Linked DNA regions of Homo sapiens: region 2 is linked to region 1. Evidence: chromatin contacts called from ENCODE Hi-C or POLR2A ChIA-PET data. All regions are on one chromosome and are shown on one strand. The core of a region is the stretch at or near the end of the contact, and the rest is flanking DNA. Distances in the headings are between cores, read along the strand shown. Region 1 overlaps LOC107986454 (a long non-coding RNA gene). Region 2 has its middle 29 kb from the start of PCDH1.

Region 1 (5,218 bases), core at 1,827-4,326:
GGGAGAGGATAAAGAATAGATGCCTCAGAGGCCATCATGCCAGGTCTTCAGCCCTGCCTCACCCTTCCCACCTGAATCCCCAGCCTGCTAATTTCCCCTGAATCTTACCAGGGCTGTCCCAGCCCTTCAGGGAGGACAGGTGTTTAGAAGAAACCCTACTGCCAGCATCTATATTCTCTTCTTCTCATCTTCAGCTTCATGGCTGGCTGTGCCAGGCACTGCACCAAGCACTTTATACACATCCTCTCAGTTCATCCTTACAGCATCCTCAGGTCATCATGATCATTATTCTTGAACAGACAAGGAAACTGAGGGTCCAAGTGGTTGTGTTATTTGCTCAAGGTCACCATGTTTGTCTGATCTCAGATACCAGCTCTTAACCATAATGCCATACTTGGTTCCCAAAAGGCTACTGCCTGGAACCATCAAAATCCCTAATCCCAAAAGGACAGCTTCAAATAAGGCGGTGTCTTGCACACCTTCTTCTCAAGAAAATAATGGCAATGCAGTTGAGCCCTTCTGTCACTTTGATAGTAGCTTTCCCTTCACGCTTAGTAAAGGTGCTGCAATTACTATGGGCACCTCTGGTAAGAGGAAATTTTAAGGAAGACAGAATCATAGGATGTCAGGCTAGCAGAGACCTAATGCCATACCTCTCAGCTCACAGGTGAAAAAAAAAAGGAGGTCCACAGAGGCTTCCCACACCCACCTCAGAGCAACCACCTAAATTTGCAATTTGAGTTCTGTTGATATTTCTGCCCATGTTCTCATGCCTGAGCTGGGTCCTTTGCAACCAGCCTAGTTGCTGCTTTGGTAGATTTCCATTTTGAATTTCAGCTATCCTACCCGCAAGCCCCTGGGAGCCTCCTGCTTCCTCTCATTTCTTGTGTCTTTAAAGAAAACTCTCCTTGCCTGAGCTCCCTCCCATTGGATTTTGTCCTTTGGAGCTGGGTCTGTCTCCCTCCCTTCCTCTCTTCCTTCCTCCCTTCTTCTCTCTCTCTCTCCTCCCAGCAAGGCATCTCCCTCTTCCTTATTCAGCAGGAGCCACAGGAGGCCTCAAGCCCCAAGTGTCCGCAGCCCAAACATGGCCACATGCCCACCCTCCCTGGTCGGGGCAAGGAGTGTGGACGCCCTTTGGCTGCACTGCAGTGCCTCTAACTGCAGCTTCTCCCTCTCTCTCAGGGTTGCTGAAAGATTATTAGATAATTTTCAAATTTGTAAAGCGCCTTAAGCTCCTTGGAGGAAAGGTGGTATATGAGTGTAATAACAATAACAATCCTATCTGTCAGAGCCATTGAGAAAATGAATCTTGTTATTCTCAGGAAACAGCCGGAGGAACTTCAGCAAGAAACATGAAAATAAAGCACAGAGCACGGCCTCCTGACCAGTCAGCAGAGGGGAAAGTCCCCACCAAGTGTGGAGGGAGCATTCGAGCCCTGCTCCCTGCCAGCCCAGTGCTGGTGCAAAGGGGCTCTCAGAAAGTCACCCAAATTGCCTCTGACACTTCACCAATTAAAATGACTTTAGGACAAGTTGAAATCAACTTAGGGAGTGAAGCATTCTGATTTCTGAGACTCTCCCAAGGCAGCGGGGAAGGCAAGTGTCTGAGCAGGTTGTCACTCACTCAGGAGTAATGATGGGAAAATCCATCCCGGTAACGTGATTGAGTTTGGTGAATTAGTAAGGATGTTTACACTGTGTGCTGCAAGTTGGAGTGGGGCTGGCAGGGGTTTTGACACATGTGGCAGCTTCACTCCTAATGAGGTTCTCGGACTCCACACTCAGCCCGGCTGGACTTCAAGTCGGGCTGGGTCTTACCCTTCAGGTGAGTGGCTAAGGGCAGGGGTGGGCTCTGCAGGCAGACAGGACTGGGTTTAAGTTCTGACTCTGGTCACCACCAGCCCTGTGACCTTGGGCAAAGCTCTGTGCTTCTCTAAGCCTCAGTTTCCCTGTGTACACAATCTGCATTATGATAGCACAATTCATAATGCTGGCTGTCGTAATGAGAAACATGAGATGAGCTATCTTTTTATTTTTTGTTCACCTCCACAGGCCAGCATGGCCACGGAGATAAAGGAAAGCCAGGTTTATCTCTTCTCCCCTGGAGTATCTGTTCCCTTAAGAGCCAAGAAGAGACAAGGAAGGTGGGAACCTGCAGAAAACATAACCACAGTTCTAGTCCTGACGATGCTTCTGCCTGGCTATGTGATCTCAAACAAGCCACTTAACCTCTCTGAGCCTTGTTTTCCTCATCTGTAAAATGGGATAAGCATGCAACTTCTCTGTGGGTATCTGAACAGAACTTCTAAAAGTTCTGAGCAGACATTTGTTGGTATGCAAGGCAATGAGTGGCCTCTGGGAGAAAGTTTAGAGAGGGAAAATGAGAACAGGTTGCTCTTTCTGGTGACCATGGCTCCCTGATGGGGGAAGAGGATTTAAGGACTGACAGGGAGATTGTAAAACCTGAGGGAAAGAGGCAAGAGTGGGAGAGGATCCTGGAATTTATCAACTAGGCTTGCTGGGAACTCACCAGAGGAAATTACAGAGGACTACAGCATGAAAGACTGAAGTCAGACTGGAAACAGACTTCCAGGCAATCAGGCAACAACAGGCCTAGTCCTTCCTGATATCTTTGGCTGTACCTGAGTAAAACCCCAGGAAGGGACGCACAGCCTGACTGTGCTGGAAGGAAGGCAGAAGGATGGACAGGGAGACCCTGAAGATGCTTCCGCAGGACCAGAGAAGGAGGCAGCGGAGGCACAGCAGTCCCTCCCCGAGGCTTTCTTTGAGATTCATCCTCTGGAGGCCTTGTCGGAACCTACGGTGACCCTGAAGCAGGGGCCATGTCCTCACAGACATGCCCAGGTCAGCACTGGGCCACAGCTCTATTATTTAAGTGTTTCATAAAAGAGCAAACCTCCGGGGCTGGAAGAATGACCGGGATCCTGACTCTTCCTGCACAGGAAATGAAGTAGCTGTGTCCAAGCCCTGGCTTGACCTGCAGAGGACTCACCAGCTCTGGCAGAAGTTTCCCAGCCTGAGAGGGCCCTGCTGTGGCTGAGATGATGACACCTGGGCCCAGACTGGGTCCCTCCCCTCCACACAGAGCCAGGACCCACCGGTCCCTACACCCACTGCTTGTGGACTCTGCAGTGATTTTACTGTAATTTCCTCGTTGTTGCAGTTAATAGCATTAGTTTGTTAATTACTGTATATTTTAAAAGTAAGACGAAAGGGAATTCCCACTGGAGACTTGTTCTTGGCTGAAACAATGTGATATGAGGGAAGGAAGAGTGTTCACGGGTAATGAGCTTGCCCTGCTGCTTTCTGTTCCCTTGACAGTGCCTGGGGCCAGAGATGGGGCTGCCAAGGTGGGAGGCAGGGGCCCCCCACAGAGCCCAAGCCCATCCCTGGAGGGAGTCCTCTGTAGCACCCCACTTAACCCCAAAACCTCTGCCCGGGTCTTCTATCCCCAGCCCTGCACTATTGTCAGAGGGAGGCTTCAAGCCTCTAAGGAGGAGGGGTCTGCCTGAGGAGCCCTGGCACCGAGGGAACCAGACCAGAGTGAAATAAGACACAAGGAAACCTGGCCTGTGACAAGGAGCATTGATTGAGTAGGATGGAATTTTTATTAGGAAACAGCTGGAATTTGGGGAGAGGCTGCTACATTTAAATTCATCCTGAGACTGCAGCCCTAGAGGGGAAATGGGAGTTGGGCAGGTGCGGCGGGGGGCGGGCAGGCACAGGTCTTGGCAGAGGCAGGAGCAGCAGCTTGTGGTTGTGCACAGAGATCTGGCTGAGGGGGACAAGCAGGGCCTGCCATTGAGCCCTGACGCTGCTGTCAGGGCTGTGGGCTGGGTCAGCTCAGAGGAAGGGTGCCTTTGGTAACTCATCCAACTGAAGGGGGTTGGTGTGTGCTCCTAAAGCCCTGCATGTTCAAGTTGCCCCCATTCTCCCCACCCAGAGCCATAAGGGAATGGAGGCTGGGGCTGAGCCCCAGGACTCAGGAGGAGTTGGGGGCAGAGGCCGGAGAAGAGCAGATAGGGAGAGAGAGGGAGGAAGGGAGAGAGACTTAAGACAGAGAAGGATGGAGGACTGAGAAAGAAGTTCATACAATCTACAGGAGCTGATTAAAATCCTGGAAGAAAATGTGATGGAAAGACTTTCTATCTTTCTATTGAGACATTTAACCTAAAAGAAATGAGTTAAATAATTTATACAGAGAACGAGTGAAATTTGCTTTGATCAAATTAAAAAATATGACTCTGGAAGTAAAGTGTCCGCCACGTCCTTTCCAGGCAGCAGAAAGAGCTGCCGAGAAACAAAATGACAAAGACATAAAAATAACTAACCCTAACCCGGCGAATATTAGCACCATATTTTTTGGGAGATTACACGGCATCACCGTAGGCCAAGCAGAGAAATCCTCTCTAAGCACCAACAGGAGAGGTTTTGCTCATTGAGGAAGCCCCATAAAAGCCAAAAAACGGATAAAATTTTCCTTTGCAAAAGTGATCCGACTTCACTCAGGGGTTGGCCCAGAAGCCACAGGGGATCAAGTTAAATTTCCCATTTGTGCATTTCAAAAAAAGAAGAAAGCCGCTCAGCTCCCCTCCCCAATTCTGTGTTTCTTGAAGATTATTCCTCTCCCATTTACACCGCCCCCACCCCCCCCCCACACACACACACACACGCACCTGCCCTTTCTAAAAAAAATCCGGCAACACCTCATTCCATAAAAGTAAGTGTTCCGTTTCATCTCCTCTTAGGAAACATCACGGACAAGCTCCAAAACTCACAAGCTATAAGCATAAATGCCAGTGACTTAACCTCTTGGAGCCTCAGTTTGCTACTCTTTAAAATGGGGCTAGCATCCACTGCACAGAGTCATGGTGAAGATTAAAACAGATGAATAGAACCTGGCAGATGGAATATTCAGTAAGTGTTATGAACACTGTCTTCCTCCTCGACCTAAAGAAATATCCAGCAAGTATAAACCAAAATGCCAGAGATCTCTACCCCAGCTCTACCCCCACCTGGAAAGCCCATGGTGGGAAACCATTAGTCCAATCCTGGAGAAAATATTTTAGCTTCACGGACAGCAGTCTCTCTGACTTTGGGGGCCCACTTGACTAAAAAAACCACTTTTGTTTCCAAATAGCTGGGGAGAACATCCACAGATTAAAAGCAAGGGCTTCAGAGTCAGTACCAGGTTCAA
Region 2 (5,218 bases), core at 981-3,480, 43 kb after region 1:
CATGTTAGCCAGGATGGTCTTGATCTCCTGACCTCGTGATCCGCCCGCATCGGCCTCCCAAAGTGCTGGGATTACAGGCGTGAGCCACCGCACCCGGCTGTATTTTTTTTTTTAGTAGAGACGAGGTTTTTCCATGTTGATCAGGCTGGTCTCGAACTGCCCGCCTCAGCCTCCGAAAGTGCTGAGATTACAGGCGTGAGCCACCACACCCGGCCAACTCCCCTCCATTTCTACTCACTTTGCCCAGAAGGTTAGAAGAAAAGAAACCCAGGTAACTGCCCTGAGGAATCTTAGCATCTTAGAGTACTGTGGCTATGCTCTTTTCTCCCACTTCAGGGCCTTTGAAGGCAATTTCCCTGCAGTTTCCTTGTATCTGGAATGTTCTTTGCCAAGCTCTAAAACTTCAGGGTTATTTTTTTTTTTCTCTTTTTTGAGACAGGGTCTCACCTTGTTGCCCAGGCTGGAGTACACTGGCCAACCTTCAGGTTTCCTCAGGGAAGCTTCCCTGGCTGGGTAAAGCAGCCCCCTCCCCTCCCCCACCTCCAGTTATCCTCCTTCTTGTCCCACTGTTTGTTTCCTTCACAGCACTTTAACACAATCTATAATTATCTCATTTATTTGTTTATTGTCTGTCTTTTCCTCTAGAATGCAAGTTCCCAGAGAGAGAGAGTAGGCATCATGCCTGTCTTATTCAGCACCATAATGCTAGCACCTGAGACAGTGCCTGCCACTTAGTAGGTGTTAGACGTGTGATAAATAAAAAAGTGGACAAATTATCTCATTGAAGCCCCACAATAACCTTTGGTGATGGTAAGCACTATTATCCCCACCTTACAGAGGAAGAAACTGAGGCTCAGCCACCTACCCAAGGTCATGCCACTAGAAATAAGTACAGCCAAATTTCTAACGTAGGTCTCTCTGACTCCAAGTTTGATGGAAAGTGGGGACCATTCTTTTGTTTGTTTTCCGAGATGGAGTCTTGCTCTGCTGTCCAGGCTAGAGTGCAGTGGCACAATCTCGGCTCACTGCAACCTCTGCCTCCCGGGTTCAAATGATTCTCCTGCCTCAGCCTCCCAAGTAGCTGGGATTACAGGTGCGCACCACCGTGCCCAGCTAATTTTGATATTTTTAGTAGAGATGGGGTTTCCCCATGTTGGCCAGGCTGGTTTCGAACTCCTGACCTCGTGATCAGCCCACCTCGGCCTCCCAAAGTGCTGGGATTACAGGTGTGAGCCACCGCGACCAGCCAGGGACCATTCTTAACCAGCCTAAACTGCACCTGGTTCCTCTTCCTGTCTGCCTGTGTATCTCCACTCCCAACCCAGGCATCCCCAGAGAAACCTGGGGCAGGGAAGGGAGGAACACAGAATCTGGAAGAATGTAAATCTGACCTTTTCTTTTACAGGCTTAAAATCTGTAAATGGCTCCTCTCCAACCCCTCAATCCAAGCACTTTAAGTTGACCAGCAGGTCCTTAGTTCTGGCCCCTGCCTTCTTCTCCAACTTCTCCTGCCCTCCTGAGCCACCTCACCTCCTCCTCCACCTCCAGACCCTGGCACATACTCCTCCTCAGCCTGCAAGGCTGACCCCTTCCTCAGTAGCCTATCCCTCATTTGCCCTTTGAAACTCAGCTCTGGCACCACCCCTTCCAGAAAGCCTCTAGACTTTGGAGAGGACAGCGCCTTTAGGTCTCCTGCCAGAATTTCCGGCTCAAGGCAGGGCCGAACACAAGATGTGGTCATTGTTTACCTGTCTGCCTTTCCCACAGAGACTGTGTGTCATTCTTGGGGTCCAGTACCCTGTGCCGGTCTGGCACATGGGAGGGGCTCAGGAAATGTTTGTAGAATGAGTTAATCAACCAGTGACAGGATTCTGGTACCCAGTCGGCCACCACATCTCCTCCAACTTCCTTAACTCCAGACATCTTTTCCTGGGCTAGGCCTTAACAGAAGGAACTCCTCACCCTTCACTGTGGGGTCAAGTCAGGGGTGGAGACAATGCGGGCCCCTCCCCCGCTGATTCAGCGCCTCTCCTAATGAGGTGAGGCCTCAGGTTTAGGAAGGGTTGCCACACCCACTGGTAGGGGGAGGGTCTGTGATTCTGTAACTGGAGGATAGGTAGGGGGCTTCGGTTGTAGACTGAGTAGGGAGCTGACCTAAGCCGGTAGATTCAAGTACTGCCCGAGAGATCTCTGCCTTTCCGCCCCACACCCCAGTCACCCCGCGCCAGGCTCTCGGCGCGTCAGATCCCGGCCCTGCGTTCTTCATCTCCTGCCCCGCCACGCCCCCAACTGCAGATCCAACTCGGGTCTCTCCGAAAGCAGCAAGGAGCCTCGGGGTGGGCTCTATGCCCCGTGATGCTCCGCGTCTGGGAACGGATGAAGGGGTGCCAGCAACCCCCGCCGTCCCCGCTGTCGATCCGGGTTTACACGAGGCTCATCCGGGATTAGTCCCTGCGGTCGGCTAATCCCAGCGGCTGGACCGACCCCGGGGTCCGGAGCGAGGCCCACACAGTACCGGCCTAGGGAGCTAGGGCGCGGGTCGAGCAAAAGCGCGCGACGCTGGGCGGGTGTGGGGGTGGGGAGGGGCGGAGGAGGGAGCAACGCCCCGGGAGGCGGGGCCAGGAACCGGCTGATCCGGTCTCTGTTTTCCGACCTCTCCGGAGCGGGTGTTTACCCGGGAGCCGGACGGAGGAGGCCGGGGCCGGTCGAGCCCGGAAGGGGGGAGGGGAGCGCAGTCGGAGACCGAGGCTGAGACCTTTTCGGTTCCTTTCCCCTAAATCGACTTCCAACCCTCGTTCCTGAGCGTGGGAGAACGCGGCAGACAGACAGATGTCTCCCGCCCCTTATCCTATCCAGTTCCGCAATTCACACTCGTTGCCAAAGAGTGGGGAGCGGGAATGGATACACCCGGGAACGACTGCACGTCCTGCGGGCGCCCGGGGAAGAAGGCAGCGCAGCACAAAACCTCTCCTGCGGTCACCTCCCACCCCATCCTGCACCTGAGTTCTTGCGGGGAGGGGGTGCCCACAGCAGGTCGGGCCCAGAGGATCCGGCAGGGGTCACTTTGAGGTGTACGGACTAGGAGTCTATCCTCAGAACGCGTCAGCTCGACCCCATCCCCGATTAATACCAGTGCGGGTCTCAGTCTCTTGTCCCTCGCGTCCCCCAGCCCTCTCCAAGGCCTCCAGATTTAGCTCCCACTCTCCACGGGACGCAGGCCCGAGGACCCGGAAGAAGCTGAGTGGGGTCCGGTTTTCACACTTTTATTGTAAAGCTCGGGAATAATTACACGGGTCTTTCATTGACAGCTCAGCAAACAAACCGGAAACGAACCGAACCGGAGGGGGTAGGGGCGGTGCCTGCGCATGCTCGCGGCGGGGTGGGGGGGGGTGGGGGTGGGGGTGGGGGGGTCAGAGAAAGAGAAAGACAGAAAGAGACAGAAATCATTACAAATCAACGGGATTGTGCTCGCAGCGCCAGGGATGGGGTGGGGTGGGGCGGGGCGGGGGCCCTTCCCGGGAGGAGCGAGGCAGTGGGAAGTGGCACGAACCAAGAGAAACACGACCCCAATGTGGGCACCCGACGCGCCCAAAACCCCCCACCCCGACCCCCACCCCCCTACACACGAGAGAGACACGGCCCCCCTCCCCACTAGATAACCCGAGGAGACACAGTCTCCCCTCCCCATGGGCAGACACACCCGCCCGAAACCCCATGGGCGGGACACAGTCCCCCCTCCCAGAGAAGTCCCCAGTGGAGACGCCCCTTAAGAGACTTTCTCATGGCCAACACAAGCCCTCCCAACACCCGGAGACAGCCCCGACCCAGGGAAGAAATGGCTCCAGAGGCCCTACCCTCGGGAGAGAGAGGTATCCCAGGGCTCCTAGGAGAAAAGACAACTCAGAGATGCCCAGCCTCATCCTAAAGTGCTGCAGGGCAGAGAAACCCCCATAGGAGAGATGGGGGTAGGGCCAGAAACATCCCTTCCCAGACGTGTTTCAGAGATAGCCCCCTTCCCTGGGAAGAGAGATGGCCCGAAACTGACTTGCCTTAAGTACTCCCAGGAACCCTGGGAGGAAAACAGGCTCCCCAGAGAGCCTGGGTAATTGGGGGAGACATGCTCCCGTGGTCCTCAGCGGGAACACATGTCCCCCGGAGACTCCCAAGGGGAGAGATAGGGCCTAGAGAGACCCCAGAGGTGAGGGATGCCCAGAGAACTTCCCCCCACCCCGGAATGTGAAACATGCTTCAAGGACCCTAGGAGAGAAATATGTCCCCATATACCCTCCCCCTACGGAGAGACATGCCCTGAAGTAGGGGGATGGGGACCGACTAGGTCCCCTCTGGGAAGACACAGACTGGGTCAGGCTGGGTTTGAGGGGGGCTCTCCTCTGGCCAAATGTCGCCTATTGGTACATAAAACTGTACGCGACACAGGCATTGGGGAGGGGCTTCACAGACCTAGGACCCACAGGGATAGTCCCCAGTGCTGTCGCCAACCCCTGCCCACCTTTGGTTTCATCTCTCCAGTGCCCAGTTGGTGACAGACTCAGTGCCCTGGCCCCAACCAGGGGGCTGGGGGCTCTGTCTTTGCCTGTGGGAAGGGCTTCTCAGCTCTCCCAGCCATCTGGGCCACCCTCTTTCTTCTGGCTTCTCCATTGTGCAAAATGCTCCTCTGCTCTTCTGCTCAGTGCTCAGGGGTCTCTAAGACCAGGGCAAGGTACCCAGGCCACTAGGGGCTTCCAGTGGGAGTCCACTGACCCCAGGAATGCCGCCTGTCTGGACCACCTTCTCCACCAAGCAAATGGGCCTCATACAATCTTCTTGCCCGAATCCTGACCTCCAGGACCCAGGACAATCCTTGAGGCCACTGTTCCACCAGCTGGGCACCCAATACTACCAACTCCAAGACTATTGCACCTGCCCCATTTGTGCAGGGGAAAGGGGCTGTCTCTTTAACAAGCCCCAAGCCCATCTCCTGGGCCTCCCCAAGGGAAAGGAGCCTTTGGCCAACCCCTAGACCTGGCTGCTGCCACCCCATCCCATTCTACCCCTTCCCCTCTGTAGAAGGGCTTCGTATGCCAGGGCTACCAGCCTAACAATGCTCTCCTTCCTAGCACTGTCACCCCAAGCCAAGTTGGGGGTAAGGGGCAGATAAATAGGGTGATTCTTCAGGCCCCTGGCTTTTCCGGGGTGGGGGTGGGGTCTCTGGGGTACA

What was found. Hi-C counts contacts between places; a loop is a spot of excess contacts on that map. ChIA-PET counts read pairs that join two places held with the same protein, here RNA polymerase II (POLR2A). Pooled maps may share reads with other maps.
Region 2: a loop to region 1 is called in a map of heart right ventricle, with 5 times the contacts of the local background. The contact joins two enhancer-like sites. A Hi-C loop is called at or near these places in 15 of 168 maps with a recorded cell type or tissue (Calu3, PC-9, Right ventricle myocardium inferior and 6 more) and 9 of 50 pooled maps. POLR2A ChIA-PET finds 5 or more read pairs at or near these places in 7 of 52 experiments (H1, HEK293, MCF 10A and 2 more).

The regions. Positions count from the first base shown.
Region 1 is chr5:141,803,116-141,808,333 of GRCh38, forward strand. LOC107986454 (a long non-coding RNA gene) reads right to left here. Exons shown (of 3, transcript XR_001742906.2): 3 at 4,683-5,218. Among named protein-coding and RNA genes, the nearest start is that of PCDH1, 73 kb to the right of the region's middle. Within about 2 kb of position 3,077, at least 7 of the 41 ENCODE cell types and tissues checked have a DNase peak (open chromatin) inside an H3K27ac peak, as active enhancers do; they include endothelial cell of umbilical vein, heart left ventricle and heart right ventricle, where a contact is called at or near this core.
Region 2 is chr5:141,847,146-141,852,363 of GRCh38, forward strand. No RefSeq gene overlaps it. Among named protein-coding and RNA genes, the nearest start is that of PCDH1, 29 kb to the right of the region's middle. RefSeq lists enhancers at 1-452, 1,209-1,765, 1,881-1,970, 2,324-2,880 and a silencer at 2,531-2,780. Within about 2 kb of position 2,231, at least 40 of the 41 ENCODE cell types and tissues checked have a DNase peak (open chromatin) inside an H3K27ac peak, as active enhancers do; they include endothelial cell of umbilical vein, heart left ventricle and heart right ventricle, where a contact is called at or near this core.